Regions from separate parts of the Homo sapiens genome. Here region 2 is linked to region 1. The links are chromatin loops, found by intact Hi-C in ENCODE. Cell type or tissue: B cell. All regions are shown on one strand. Each heading gives the region's core, and the rest is flanking DNA. Links, peaks and the distances in the headings are about the cores only. Region 1 overlaps POLR1A (RNA polymerase I subunit A). Region 2 overlaps LOC105374843 (a long non-coding RNA gene).

Region 1 (2,500 bases), core at 1-2,500:
GGGTCACTGGCCAGGTGCTTCCTGCCCCAGTTCACGAGCCCTGGGTGAAGTTGTTGTTGGCTGGGCCTCAGGAGCACCTGCGTTGGTGCCAGCCTGGGCTGAGAACATTCCTTCTGTCGAGTGGTCCTCTGTGCTATCTGGGCACTGGGCAGAGTGGCAGGGGAGTGCTGTGTGCACCCGCCTGCCAGCTCCTTAATTAACAGCGAGGAACATAACTACCAAGTGCAGGGGGCGTTTGTGCTGGCCTGGCAGTGGTTTTCTGGGAAATGGGAATTCAGATTTCATGGCCTCTAGAGAATAACTAAGGGTGGACGGAGTTAGATGTTTTGCCCCAGTTCTGTTCACAGGAGGCCCAGGCCAGCCCAGCAGGTAGGTCGGCATGAGGCTGGCGCCAGCCCATGCTGGGGTTCTTTTTACTTATATTACCTCATGGAATTGAAAATAGGAAATCACTTTTTAAGACTTCTTCCTGATGAGGGACAGCCCTGGCTTGTTCCCAGCCGTGAAGTACTTTTTCAACTCCTCCCTGTGTTTTGCTTGTGAACTTGAAAATCTGTGATAAATAAAGCCATGCGCAGTAGCTTTTGGTGGAGGTGGCCTCAAGGACTCAGCAGAATGGGGCTGAGGGGTTAGGCAGAGCTAAAAGATGGGGCAGTGGATGAGCTGGGTGCGGTCTGGACTCCCTTTGTCAGGCCCCAGGCAGCAGAGCAGCTGTGTTCAGGCCTCTGGCCGCCCACAGGAAATGGGAGGAAGTGTGAGTGCACTTTCAAAAGAGCAGCCAACCCCCAAGAAGCTTTTTCTCCTTCCTTTCTCCCATCCCTCCCCCTTCCTTCCTCTCTGCCACCCTCTTTTTCTTTCTCTTTGCCCCCACCCTCCCTTCTCCCAGCTGTGGAGTCATGAGACCCTTGACAGAGCCTGGAGAAAAACAGCACGAGACAGATGGTTCCCTAGGTAGAGATATACAAGCGTAGAAGGCCCCCCAGATCTCTGCACTGGCACCCATCACATGGGCTGTTTGTGTAAATTGTCTGGCAGGTGGCAGGGGAGATGAAGTGGAAAGAGCACTGAGCTAGGAGTTAGGGGCTGTAAGTTTTGGCCTCCGGTCCCCAGCCATGAAAAGACCCAGCTGACAGTCTGTAATTGTAGCTTCTGTGAATCTGACTTTCCAAACAGCAGGTGGTGGAGCTGTTGCCAGGCGCGTTCAGAAACCGCCAGGGGTCATGTGCTCTGTTTGTAATTATTTACGTGGGACGGGAGGCTTCTCTGCCCCTGCCCCTCCTGTTCCCTTTCTGTTGCTACATTCAGGTGAGCTGCACAACCTTGAGAAGGCAGTCACTGTGGGCCGTTAGTTCCCCTGCTCTTGGCAAAACCATAGAAGGGCAAATTGCACCTCCAGGAAAACTGGCACACTGGTCACATGCCTACCACTTACTCACCAGCCATTCATTCTGCCTTCTCACCTCCTTCCCTCCTACGTTCTCCACAAGTCCTGGTCACCAAAAGAGGCAGGGAAGGCAGAAGGCATCCCCAACTGGGGGAATCAGGGAGGGCTTCTTGGAGGAGTTACAGCTGCTGAGGCCTGGCCTTGAAGGATGAGTACAGCTTCAGTAGGTAGATATTGGCCAGGGAAGTTACTGGCAGAGTGAGCCGCTCAAGCAAAGGCCCAAAGGGTGCACAGGGTGGAGGGAGCAGATGGGCAGTTAGAGTTGAGGCCAGATGTGAAATGCTGGGGGCAAAAGCATCAGAGCCGTGACATTGCCACAAGTTGAGACAGGCTGGGGCGCCCAGCTGAGGGAAGCAGCCCTGTGTGTGGCAGCAGCTGAGCCCCGCACCCCCACTCCGCCTCATTCCATCTCCTCTGCTCTGCACAGTAGCCTCGGGTGCAGAGTGAGAGTGATCCCATGTTGCAGATGAGATCAAGGCCCTCCTCTCCAGTCTGTGGCAGGTCAGGACTTTAACCTGAACCTGTCCTTACAGAAACATCTCTCCCACCCCCTCTTTCCAGTGGGATTGTATCTTTCTAAAGTCAAGCCCGGCCTTCTCTCATCTGGCTATCCTGTTCCTGTCCCCAGTGCCTGGTAAACAAGCTCTTCTCTGGATTAATGGATGAGGGGGCTTTTTTTTCTGCCAAGGGCAAACCACGTACACCTTTAAAAAGTTAAAAAATAATATTGGGGTCTGGGTGCAGTGGCTTACCCTTGTAATTCCAGCACTTTGGGAGGCCAAGGCAGGTGGATCACCTGAGGTCAGGAGTCCACAATCAGCCTGGCCAACATGGTGAAACCCCGTTTCTACTAAAAATAGAAAAATTAGTCGGGCATGGTGGTGCATGCCTGTAATCCCAGCTACTCAGAAGGCTGAGGCATGAGAATCGTTTGAATCCGGGAGGCGGAGGTTGCAGTGAGCCGAGGTCGCACCACTGCACTCCAGCCTGGGGGATAGAGAGACTCCATCTCGGGACGGTGGGGGGAACTAATAATAATAATATTAGGGAAGATGA
Region 2 (13,228 bases), core at 6,662-9,161, 57 kb after region 1:
AGAGGTGCCCCCAGGTGGGCCTCTGTAACTTAGTGGGAACCCACTTATTAGCACCCCCGTATAGGCTTCTGTCTCTTCCCTTCTATCCCTTCCTTGTCCCACTCCCCACTCCTGGTATCCCTTCTTTAAAAACTACTTGCACACAAATCCTTGTCCTGGCGTCACCTTCTGGGGAGCCCAATGTGAGCAGCCTGCCTGGGAGGGAGCCCTGGGTCTGGAATTCGACCATGGAGCTTGCGTGCCCTGCTCTCTTCTCCTAGGCCATGGCCGACATTACCAATCAATTGCAGCATTGTTTTCTAGAAGCCCAGAGTTCTCAACAGGGCACTTCAAATACATATATATATACATATATATATATATTTTTTTTTTGAGATGGAGTTTCGCTCTTGTTGCCCAGTCTGGAGTGCGATGGCACTATCTCAGCTCACTGCAACCTCTGCCTCCCAGGTACAAGCTATTCCCCTGTCTCAGCCTCCCAAGTAGCTCAGATTACAGGCATGCACCACCACGCCTGGCTAATTTTTTTTGTATTTAGTAGAGACAGAGACCGGTTTCACCATGTTAGTCAGGCCGGTCGCGAACTCCTGAACTCAGGTGATCCATCCACCTCGGCCTCCCAAAGTGCTGGGATTAAAGGCGTGAGCCACCACGCCCGGTCCAAACCAGTATTAAACAATTGTTTGGAGGTGAAAAGTGAGTTGAAACCTATTTGCCAGGGACAGAGTCTAACTGGAATGCCTGCAGAGGAATATGCCCCTTGATTCCAGCACTTAGTGTGAAGTTAACTGATGCCCAGGATAGCAGAACAGGGTCAGGTGAACAGGAAAGAGGAGGCTTCTCCTCATGCACAGAGCACCCCTACCCAGACAGCTTTGGTGACAAGTCCCAGCAGGCCACAGGAATGGAGAACGGCAGTTAGAGGTGACATTAATACCATTCATTAAGTGCCTGATGAGCTAGGCCTTGGGCTGAGGCCCCTTATGTCATTATCACCAATCCTCTTGCCAACGATTCTCCTGGGTCCTCAGTAGGAGGGGACAGTATCAGATGCCAACGGAGGGCTATCTGACGTGAAGCCTCTGTTCTCCCCACCGCACCGCGCTGGGCCTTGAAATTCAGCCCCCAGATTGACCAAACTTCTTCTTATTCAGCATCACACCTTCGGTGACCATACATCCCAGTCTATCCATGGTGGTCTAACTCTCACAGAATTTCCTGCTTTTCAGTCCAGCATTAGGGCAAGAAGCGTATACAGCCAGCAGCATTTGCTGGATTTTCAACATGAATACAATTGCAAACCAGAGAAACAGCATTTGTGAGACTATGTGTCTGATTCTTTTTTTAATTGACAAATGACAAATGATATTTATGCTTTCCAACATGAAGTTTTGATATAAGTGTATATTGTGGAATGGTTAAATGAAGCTAATTAATATATTTACCACCTCACCTACTTATTGTTATGATAAGAACATTTAGCATCTACTGTCTTGGCAATTTTCGGACATACTATACATTACTATTAACTACGGTCACCACACTATACAACAGATCTCTTGAACTTGTTCCTCCTAACTGAACTTTTGTGTCCTTTGACTAATGTCTCCCCAATACCATCCTACCCCATGCCACTATTCTACTCCTAATTTCTATTAAATTATTTTTTTAGATTCCACAAAGAAGTGAGAACATGCAGTATCTGTTTCTCTGTTACTGGCTTATTTCACTTAACGTCATGTCCTCCAGGTTCACCCCTGTTGTCACAAATGACAGGATTTCCTTCTTTTTAAAGGCTGCATAGTATTGTATTATAAACACATATCACTCGCCAGGCGCGGTGGCTCATGCCTGTAATCCCAGCACTTTGGGAGGCTGAGGCAGGCAGATCACGAAGTCAGGAGATCAAGACCATCCTCACTAACATGGTGAAACCCCGTTTCTACTAAAAATACAAAAAAATTAGCCGGACATGGTGGTGGGCACCTGTAGTCCCAGCCACTCGGGAGGCTGAGACAGGAGAATGGCGTGAACCCAGGAGGTGGAGCTTGCAGTAAGCTGAGATCGCACCACTGCACTCCAGCCCGGGCAACAGACGAGACTCCATCTCAAAAAAAAAAAAAAAATCACCTTTTTTTAATTCATTCATTGATGGCATGTCCTGGTTTTTAAACTTAGAGACTGTGATCATCCTTAAGTCTGGGCTTCTGTAGGCCTTTCTGGTGGGGTCTTCTTCTTGTAGGGTTGAGATAGCTAGGCCTTGGGAGAATAGAATTGCTTCCTATCTGGAAGGTGAGATATACAAGCTCAACACATTTGCATGTGTTCTCTCTGCATCTAAAGCATTTCTGGTAAGTGCTTTTTTTTTTAATATTTAAGTGTTTCTGCATTTCCATACAATTTGAATTTATTAGCACTCAGCCCAGCTTGTAAGCAGCTCTGTTTCCTCTGCTTGGGGATGCTGCATCCTAGGCAAGAGAGGCTCCTGGGAGAAGCTGCAGGCACCCACCAGAAACCAAGGCTCACTGCGGAAGCCTTGCCCAATCTCCCCTCCACTCTCCCACGTGGCAGTTCCCAAAAACCCAGCTCTATGTAGACATGGCTTTTGCCTTTGTTTGTTTTTGAAATGGAGTCTTGCTCTGTAGCCCAGGCTGGAGTGCAGTGGATCGATCTTGGCTCACTGCAACCTCCACCTCCCAGGTTCAAGCGATTCTCCTACCTCAGCCTCCCGAGTAGCTGGGACTACAGGCACGCACCACCACGCCCGGCTTATTTTTTGTACTTTAGTAGAGACTGGGTTTCACCGTGTTAGCCAGGATGGTCTCGATCTCCTGACCTCGTGATCCACCCGCCTCGGCCTCCCAAAGCGCTGGGGTTACAGGCGTGAGCCACGGCGCCCGGCCGACTTTTGCGTTTGTAAGGACAGGGAATCTTTCCAGCATTCCAGATTAAAGGCACACCCTTCAACGCCCCCTGGAATGATGACTAAAAGATCAAGCTGGATGCCCCCCAGGACTAAGAGAGATGACAGCCAGAGGCTCCTGGAACACAGTTCCTTGTGTTTGGCACACTCACAGCTCACTGCAGCCACAATCTCCCGGACTCAGCCCCCTACCCAAGTAGCTGGGACTATAGGCACATGCTGCCATGCCCGGCTAATTTTTTAATTTTTTTCCTTGTGTTTGGCTGTGCTGGCTCCACTAGATACTATTCTCCCTCGGGTGTCACTTCACACCTCTCTGGTCTTCCATCCCACTGCTAGCCCGAGATGGCCATATTTGAAGTTCTGGTTTGCCATTAGAGAAGTCTTGGTTGACCTCAACTGTAAAGTGGGGATTCAGGCCCCTCCTTCTTAGAGATGATATAAGATTTAATGAAATGGGAGAGAACCTGGGAGAGCTCTCCCAGTGAGGCCTGCCCTCGGGGTGGGGGGAACGGGCTGCCCCAGGAGAGGGGGCAGAGGCTGATGGCATGTGTTAACTGCCTCAGTGTTAACTGTGAATGGGAACGGTTGTATCTCCTTCACAAGGTATTCTCGTAAAATGCAGATAAAACCAGCCTGACCAAGGTGGAGAAACCCCATCTTTACTAAAAATACAAAATTAGCTGGGTGTGGTGGCGCTTGCCTGTAATCTCAGCTACTCGGGAGGCTGAGGCAGGAGAATCACTTGAACCTGGGAGGTGGAGGTTGTGGTGAGCTGAGATTGCACCATTGTACTCCAACCTGGGCAACAAGAGTGAAACTCCATCTCAAAAAAAAAAATGCAAATAAAAAACTCTACGCAGAAGAATCTGCCCAATAAATGGAGGCAATTAGTTTTCCATTGCTGACAATTGCCCTCTGTCATCCATTCATTCACTCGGTGACATTTATTGAGCTCTTACTATGTGCCCCGTCTCTGTTCTAGGCTCTAGGATGCAGCAGTGAACAAAACAGACGAGTCTACAGAGTTGACATGACATGCAGGGGCCATGGAGAAGGCGAGAACTGTGGAAACGTCGTTGTTGAGTATGTCAAATGGTGATGTGTGCTGTAAAGAAGGAGTGAAGCTGGACTCAGAGCGGACAGGAAGACAGGGGTAGGGGTAGGTCTGGGCTTTTGTACAGGGTGATCTGAGAAGGCCACTTTGACAAGGTGATATGTAAAGTGAGGACACAAGCCCTGTGACTATGTGGGCACAACTCTCCTAGGAAAAGGGAGCAGCAAAGTGCATGGACCCCAAAGCAGGAATGAATATGCTCAGTGCGTCCAAGGAAGAGCCGGGACCAGCAGAGCTCAAGTGGAGTGAGCGTGGGGAAAGAGCGGACCCGGTCAGAGGGGTGCTGGGGACCAGACAACGTCACGCGTCATGGCCATCGCTAAGGATTTGGGGTTTTACTTTGCATGAGATGAAAAGCCACAGGAGGGTTTTGAATAGAGGAGTAGAATGATTTGACTTGAGTTTTTAAAAGGTTTACTCCAGCTGCTTGGTGGAGAGTGGATGGTGCAGGTGAGGGCAGAGGCAGGGAAACCAGTTAGGAGGCTGCTGCAGCGACGTGGGAGAGGACTGTGGGTGGTTTGGGCCATATTAGAAGCAGTGGTAAGAAACACTGAGCTCTGGATGTGTTCTGAAGGTATGCCAACGTGATTTACTAACCGATCCATGAAGGGCATGAGAGGAAGAGAGCAATCAAAAATGACCCCCAGGGTTTTTGTCTGAGCATCTGGAGTTGCCCTTATTTGAGAGTTAGAAGACCAAGAGGGCCGGGTGTAGTGGCTCACGTCTGTAATCCCGGCACTTTGGGAGGCCGAGGCAGGTGGATCACTTGAGGTCAAGAGTTGGAGACCAGCCTGGCCAACGTGGTGAAACCCCGTCTCTACTAAAAATACAAAAAATAGCCAGGCATGGTGGTGGGCATCTGTAGTCCCAGCTACTCAGGAGGCTGAGGCAGGAGAATCGCTTGAACCCGGCAGGCGGAGGTTGCAGCAAGCCAAGATCGTGCCACTGCACTCCAGCCTGGGTGGCAGAGCAAGACTCCGTCTCAAAACAAAACAAAACAAAAAACAAGAGGAACACATTAGGTGGATAGGAGATGTCGTTTGGGTGCAGCCAGGCTGGGTGGCTCACACTTGTAATCCCAGCACTTTGGGAGGCCCAGGTGGGAGGACTGTTTGAGCCCAGGAGTTGGAGACCAGCCCGGCTAACATAGCGAGACTCCATCCCTACAGAAAAATTAAAAAATTAGCCGGGCATGGCGGCATGTGCCTGTAGTCCCAGCGACTTGGGTGGGGGGCTGAGTTCAGGAGGTTTTGGCTGCAGTGAGCTGTGATCACACCGCTGCACTCCAGCCTGGGCATTAGAGCAAGACCTTGTCTTAAAAAAAAAACAACGAAAGTTTGAATTGCCCATTAGACATCCAAGTAGAAAGGTCGAGTTTTAAGTTGGGTATAGAAGTCTGGAGTTTGGGGTAAAGGTCTGGGCTGGAGATCTAGCTTTAGGAGTCCTTCAGTCCTAGAGAGAGGGTGAAGTCAGGAAGGAATGACAGAGGAAGCACCCAGGCCTGGACCTTGGGACCCTCCAATGTTCACGGGCAGAGAGAAGTGGGGAGCGGCCAGTGAGGCAGGGGAGACCCCCTGGAGTGAGTGTCAAGAGGATGGAGGGAGCTACTCTGTCAAAGACTGCTGCTCATGGGCCAAGTAAAATGAGGTCTGAGAACAGCCCATTGCATTTGGCAGCTGGAGGTCCTTCAAGGTCTTGACGTGAGCTGTTTCGGTGGAGCCAGGTAATAAAAGTTAGTGGGTAGGAGTTAAAGCAAGAAATTTCTTTGACTTTTGTCACCTGGCTCCACTGAAACAGCTCACGTCAAACCTCTGAGGAAGGGAATTGGAGACAGTAACTGGAACACTCTTAAAGTTCTTTAGGCTGGGGACAGTGGCTCACGTCTGTGATCCCAACACTTTGGGAGGCCGAGGTGGGTGGATTGCTTGAGTCCAGGAGTTTGAGACCACTCTGGACAATATGGCAAAACTCAATTTCTACTGAAAATACAAAAAATTAGCCAGGTGTGGTGGCCTGTGCCTGTGGTCCCACCTACTGGGGAGTCGGAGGTGGACGGATCACCTGAGCCTGGGAGGTGGAGGCTGCAGTGAGTCCTGATTGCATCACTATACTCCAGCCTAGGAAACCAGAGTGAGGCCCTGTCTCAGGGGAAAAAAAAAAAAAAGAATTATCCAGCCTGGGCAACAAAGTGAGACCCTGTCTCTACAAAAAAATAAAAATAAAAAAATTAACTAGGTGTGGTGATGGACACCTGTGGATCCAGCTACTTGGGAAGCTGAGGTGGAAGGATCACTTGAGCCTGTGAGGTCGAGGCTGCGATGAGCTGTGATTATGCCACTGCACTATAGCCTGAGTGAGAGTGAAATCTTGTCTCAAAAAAAAAAAAAACAGTTTTGTCTACAGGTGAGCAGAGCAGGGAGCAATGGCTAAAGCAGGATGAGAGATAAAGGAAGAGAACTAGGTTGTTGTTCTGCTTCCCATCTTGTTATTCCAGGTCAGACATGGTGAGGTTCACCAAGGCAAATCCAATAGTGGGAGTTGGAATGTGGGCAAGGAAGTTCTGTCATGATCAACTGTGAATCTACATTGGCTAAGGAGTGAAATGAGGCAATTAAGGGGCTAATGATTCATGAAGAGGTGGTTGGGTCATAGATTCTAAGTCTCAGCTGGTAGAAGGATTATTGAAGTCTGGATAAGAGAAAGAGTGAGCTGGAAACCCAGGGCACAGTGGTTGGAGAGTGGGACATAGAAACTGAGATGACTAGGCTGGGCGTGGTGGCTCACGCCTGTAGTCCCAGCTACTCAGGAGGCTGAGGCAGGAGAATGGTGTGAACCCGGGAGGCGGAGCTTGCAGTGGGCCAAGATCGCGCCACTGCACTCCAGCCTGGACGACAGAGCAAGACTCCTTCTCAAAAAAAAAAAAAAAAATAAGAAACCAAGATGACAGACAACTGCAGCCAGAGAAAATGACAGTTCTAGGGTGCGACCGTGGGAGTGAGAGGTTAGGGTGGAGGTGACCAGGTGGACAGTAGGACACAGAACTGAGAGGTACACAAGGATCTTCTGTGTGGATATTGAAATCAGTGTGAGATAAATACAGTGCTGGAGAGACTGAGAATGAACTCAAAGTCCTCAAGGATCGAGATGAGAAGTGACCTGGGGTCAGCAGGTACCTTCAAGAAGGAGGCGGTCGGCTGGGCACGGTGGCTCACGCCTGTAATCCCAGCACTTTGGAGGCCGAGGCGGGCAGATCACCTGAAGTAGGAGTTCGAGACCAGCCTGGCCAACATGGTGAAACCCCATCTCTACTAAAAATACAAAAATTAGCCAGGCGTGGTGGCGGGTGCCTGTAATCCCAGCTACTCAGGAGGCTGAGGCAGGAGAATTGCTTGAACCCAGGAGGCAGAGGTTGCAGTGAGCCAAGATTGCGCCACTGCACTCCAGCCTGGGGGACAAGAGTGAGACTTGGTCTCAGAAAAAAAAAAAAGAAGGACAGGGTCAGTGGTATAGTTTGATGAGATTCGAAGGGAGATTCAACCCAGTGGTTGTTTAGGAAGGAAAGAGCAAATGGTTTGGAATCAGCAATCAGTACTGAAGAGGTTATTGACCCCACCCTAGGGCTGAGGTATGAGGGCAGGAGGGAGAACAGCTACCACTTGAACACCCGAGCTCAGGTGATCCACCCACCTTAGCCTCCCAGGTAGCTGGGACCACAGTCTGGAAAGGGGATGTTAACAGCTTCACTAGGACACTTTTTGAGTCTTGAACTCAGTTTCTCAGATTACATAATTTCACTTCCTCCTAACTTGTTTGAGAGGCACCACTTTCTGAACCTGCATCTGATGCTGACATTGGGAATTATAACCCAAACCACAATTACCCATTCAAATAACATTTGGACAGTTTTCCTCCCATTTACCCAGGAGATATATATTTATAATCTTCAAGTTGCATTTTAAAATGATTTTAAAAAGCCTTATTTACAAAAACATGCAACTCTTTTCATTGTGAGGTCATATCCCTAGGGAGACTTACTAAATCTGTGTTCAAATTTCTTTGCCGATTTTTTCACCACTGTCATCAGGTGACCTTTATAAACATACAAACTAGCATTGACTGAGGTCATTTCAGGTGACGGCATCTCAGACAGCTGTCATTACTTAAAAAGATGAATTAAAAAAAGTGGAGGGAGGAAAGGTGAAAGAGAAATGCAGAAAGAGAAAAAAGAAAATAAAAGAGAGGAAAAGAGAAAGAGGAAAGAATGAGAAAGAGAAGGAAGGAAAGAAGGAAGAGGAAAGAGGGGAAGGAAGGAAAAAAGGAAGGAAGAGGAAATAGGGGAAGGAAGGAAGGGAGGAAAGAAGAAAGGAAGGGAAGAATAGAGGGAGGAAGTGAGGGAGGGAGAGAGGAGACTAAGGTTTCTAATATAAGACTACATGGAATTAGTCTTTTCTGAGGGATAATTTTCAGAAAAATAAACAAACAAAAAACCCTTGGCTCATATTCAGTCATCTCTGGTGCCATCTTTTCAGTCATAGTGTCTAGAACAGTGCCAATGAATGTTTCTGGAATGAATTAACTGATTGCTATTGTCTTCTAGCCCTAACAAAGATTTCTCCATGACCCTTAGATCCTTGGACCCCTGGTCCTAAGAGAAACATCACCCACCTCATGCCCCCATGCCTGGCTTTTGCTTGGCTACTAAGCTCCATCTTGCTTCTTTTTTCTTCCAACATGTGTATTCAGAAGCTCTTGGCTTTTATTAAATGCAACTCTGCTGCTAATACATTACAGAATTTAATCTTGTGCCAGCCACACCCTGGCACTGAACCCAGCTGGGCAGGGGGCCAGATTTGAAGTGAGGTTCTCCCTGCCAGTGATTAAGTTTGGTTAAGAGGTGAGATAGTCACTGCCAGATGCAAAAACTCCAGGAGGCATTTCCAGCTGCATGTAGAACTCTGTAGTTTCTGCCTCTGGTGATGGAGTTTGGGGGTCATCTGAATGGGGAGTGATGAGAGGTAGGAGCTGAAATAGAAAGATGCGGCCGGGCACGGTGGCTCACGCCTGTAATCCCAGCACTTTGGGAGGCCGAGATAGGCGGATCACGAGGTCAGGAGGTTGAGACCAGCCTGACCAACATGGTGAAACCCCGTCTCTACTACAAATACAAAAATTAGCCAGCCATGGTGGTGTGCGCATGTAATCCCAGCTACTCGGGAGGCTGAGGCAGGAGAATCACTTGAACCTAGGAGGCGGAGGTTGCGGTGAGCCAAGATCATGCCACTGCACTCCAGCCTGGGTGACAGAGTGAGACTCCATCTCGGAAAAAAAAGAAAAGAAAAAGAAAGAAAGAAAAAAGAAAGATGCAAATAAAACAGAGGTGAGGACAGCAGCGGGTGAGGAGTGGGTCTTCGATGTTGGTAGAAACTTCTCTAATCTTTTACACCTCTAACTCTATCTCCCTCCTGAAAGCCCTCATCTGGCCTGGAATTGGCTTTGAGGGTTGTACCACTATGCATTTTGATAACACATGATGAGTTTTTAGATCAAAGCACACTAGGGTAGTTGTTGTTGAATACATGCATGGCTAATTCTATAGCCTCCTGTGGGGTCAGGTTACCCCCAAGCCCTGTGCCTCAGCCATGGGACACATGGCGATGGTTGTGGATGGATCCTCATGCACCATTCCCTTAGCTCTTGTGTTCGTAATAGAATCCTTATTTGAGAACCTGGGTCCCTATCAGTACAAGTAAAAGGAAAAGAAGAAACACCCAGAGTGAGATTCTTCAGGTAGCTTTGAGGATGCCCAAGGTGAAACATTAATCAATCAATAACAACATGATGGAGAGGCAGGTGTTCCCTCTTCTGTACCCCCTTTCCTGGAGTGTGGGAACTACTGAGGCTCTCACAATGCAACTCAAGGCTAGGGAGGAGATAGATACCATTTTGTTTTTGTTTTGGTTTTGAGACGGAGTCTCACTCTGTCGCTCAGGCTAGAGAGCAGTGGCATGATCTCGGCTCACGGCAACCTCCGCCTCCCAGGTTCAGGCAATTCTCCTGCCTCAGCCTCCCAAGTAGCTGGGACTACTGGTGCCTGGCCACCATGCCCGGCTAATTTTTGTAGTTTTACAGAATTTTTTTTGTAGAGATAGGATTTCACCATGTTGGTGAGGCTTGTCTCAAACTCCTGACCTCTGGTGATCCACCAACCTCGGCCTCCCAAAGTGCTGGGATTACAGGTGTGAGCCACTGCACCTGGCCTAGACATATACCATTTTTGAATAACAAGGTATAGTAGAAACGCCAGCGGGAAGTTTACTCTTCATAGGTTGAACACGTGATGTTGCAGATGCATTACCTCAATGCTGATCACCACGAGGGCTAATGAAATCCAAAGGAACTTTCTGCCAGCCCACTCGTCACTCCCCCTGCCCACTAACCAGTCATGCAGACAGAAATGGCTAAAAAGGCCCCAACATCCACACCAAAGACTGGGCACAGAGGCTAGTGCTTGAAAAGGACCAAAGGGCAGAGGTGCAGAGAGAGTGGGAAGGAGAGAACCTGGCGGAGCGAGGGTGATCTTTGCTAGTGAAGGTGGCCACACACTTAGTCTTCCAGATGGGTACATGGTCACGGAGACACATTCAACAGGGCAGAAGAGCCACAGCAAACCCTGGCTGTGTGGGTTTTCTATGGAGAGGGCTTGAAGCGAGGCTTCTGGGGGTTCCCTGTGTGACCAAAAGACCAGCTACCAGAAAGGCTGCTTGGCATGGGTCTGGCACTGCCTTCCCTTCCCAACAAGGGTCAAAGGAGGGGCTACTTCAGCCTATGCTGAATGCTTCCTAGGTGCCAGGTGCTCGAACACACATAATCCCCTTGGCAGAGAGAGCCCAGTCACCATCCAAGGTCCCAGGGATTAGACACCGGGCCTGTCTGACTTGGGTCTGTGGTCTTCCTATAACACAGGAAAATGGCAGCAGCTGACAGGCTTCTTGTTTTAAGCACTGGCTGGGGTCCACCTCTCTTCTGAGGCTGCTTCAAGCCCTGCCAAGGTCCTCCCAACAGAGCTCGGTCATGCCAGATATGAATTCGTTTCACACCCCTCTGATCTTTTCCACGCTGCCAAACACACTGCATCCCTCCTTTTCACTTAGGCATTCTGTTGAAGGTGAAAACAACATGTTGGAAGAGGGCTGTGAGAGGAATGAGGGAACACTTATTTTAAAATGAGATTTACCCTGTTCAGCCCTACTCAGTCCTTGGAAATGAACTTCAGCACAGATTAGAGGTCTCTTTTTGGAAAATGGCAAAATTACAGAGACTGGTCCACTCCTATGTCCTCTTACTGGTCCCTTGGAATAGTACTTTTCAAACTTTACTGTGCCTAAGCATCCCCTACAGAGCTTCCTAAAACTCATATTCTTGGGCCCCATCCCCAGAGACTCTGATTCAGTGGGTCTGGGTGGGGCAGAGGCAGAATTGTCAGTTTTGACAAGCTCCCAAATGATGCAGATGCGAATGGTCAGCGAAGTGTGTGTGGAGTGCCCCTGCCTTGTGGATGTCACAAATGAACCTTTTCTAGGCACTGGCTGGATTTGTCTGCCAGTGCTGGAAGAGTGGTGAACTTTCTAGATTGCCCTGAGGGCCCCTGGGAAGTGTGGCTCCCTCGAGTGTTACTAACACCCAGGAACATCAAACGGTCCCCAACTTTCTCTTCCTCCCACTCACTTGGTGGGGAGAGAAGGACAGAAGATTGGAAAGAGAAGAAGGAAGCACTAAAATAAACTTTGCCTACTGGTGATTGTGCTGAGACCATTCCTGCCAAGAGAATGACTAGAAACAATATTTGCGTTTGATCCAGATTTGAAGATTTGAGGTTGGACACGCATATCAGTTTCCTTATTTGTAAAACCCGGATAAAACTACGACCTTGAAGATTCTTGTGAGGAGTAGAGTCACAGCTGGTGAGGGTAGCACCAGAGCCAACATCTGGTTTCTCAGAATCTCAGGTCAGTGCGCTCATGAGCACACCAATGACAGTGGTGCCCACAGAGTGAGCACCCACCAGGTCTAGGCATTGCATAAATGGCTCCACAGATGATGTTCCAGTGAAACCTCACAATACCCTGACAAAAAAGATATTGTTCTTCTCATATTACTCCTGAAGAAACCCAGTATTAGAGATTAAATAACTTGTCCAAGGTCACAGGGCCAGAGGTGGGATCCAGATCTCACTCACACTGTGGCTGTTACCACCTCACAAACCCCAGGGATCCTCCCACCAGTGCCCTCAAAAAACCGTCAGGTTGGCTGCAGCCCAAATAGGGCTGAGAGTGGGGAGAGCTGGGGTGTAGAACCTGCTGTCATGAAGCTATGTGGACTAGGGCAAGCCATTTTCCCTATCTGGACCTCAGTTTCCTCATCTGTAAAATGGTGTCTAAGTGCCCTTCCAATGCTGATATATAAGGACTCCACTACTTTTTCACTAGGGCATTGGTACCAAGTTGAGTTCCGTAAGATTCTCTCATTGCCAGCATGCCATCTCCAGGGTTCCAGCAGTCAGTAAACCAGGTCCCAGGGAACCACTTAGACTCTTGTACCCCTCAGGCTTAAAGAGGAGGGGCCTCTATAGATCATCAACAAAGACAGCTGCAAGTCAGAAAGCAGGAAGGTCCAGGTGAGCTGCTGGCTCAAACTAGGCAAGTACGTGGGGTGGGTCCTGTCATGTCTTTTCCTTGACATTTAAAGAAGGGAATATGAGCACAGTAAGGTATGTACTCTGTACAAAAATGTTTCAACACTATTTCTTCATAGATGACATAGTTAAAGAGACTGGATCCAGCTGCCAGGCTGAGTGCATACAACCATTCAATGTCAACACAACCTTCTTACAAGGCAGAACAAAGATTTTATTTTAATTTAATAGAGAACACCCACCATTAGCATGACATTTACCACTAACACTTTACTTGCTTTATCACATATCTATTGATCTAGCCATTCACTAATCCATCTTATTTTTGATGGATTTCAAAGTAAATTGTGACTTCAGTACATTTCCCCCTAAATATTCAAGTATACAGATCACTAACTAGAATTCAATATTTGATATATTCTCTTTGATGTAAAATTTATATACAATGAAATGCACCAATCTTGCATATGTGTTAGCTGAATTTTGTCAAATGCAT

What was found. Peaks named below come from ENCODE experiments on the same cell type or tissue, not always from the same donor. Only the 100,000 strongest peaks of a DNase experiment are listed, where the experiment ranks them.
Region 2: a loop joins it to region 1, with 2.2 times the contacts of the local background. A loop is called at or near these places in 3 of 110 quality-filtered maps.

Annotation. Positions count from the first base shown.
Region 1 is chr2:86,034,847-86,037,346 of GRCh38, reverse strand. All of the region lies in intron 27 of POLR1A (RNA polymerase I subunit A), which reads left to right. Among named protein-coding and RNA genes, the nearest start is that of POLR1A, 70 kb to the left of the region's middle. RefSeq lists a silencer at 649-698 and an enhancer at 1,369-1,428. In B cell, for the core only: a CTCF peak has its summit at 1,203 (motif pointing right); a DNase peak (open chromatin) is centred at 1,116; H3K4me3 peaks cover 1,943 bases; H3K27ac peaks cover 2,500 bases.
Region 2 is chr2:85,974,170-85,987,397 of GRCh38, reverse strand. LOC105374843 (a long non-coding RNA gene) reads left to right here. Exons shown (of 3, transcript XR_940318.3): 3 at 3,909-8,277. Among named protein-coding and RNA genes, the nearest start is that of ST3GAL5-AS1, 92 kb to the right of the region's middle. In B cell, for the core only: CTCF peaks have their summits at 8,013 and 8,219; a DNase peak (open chromatin) is centred at 7,877.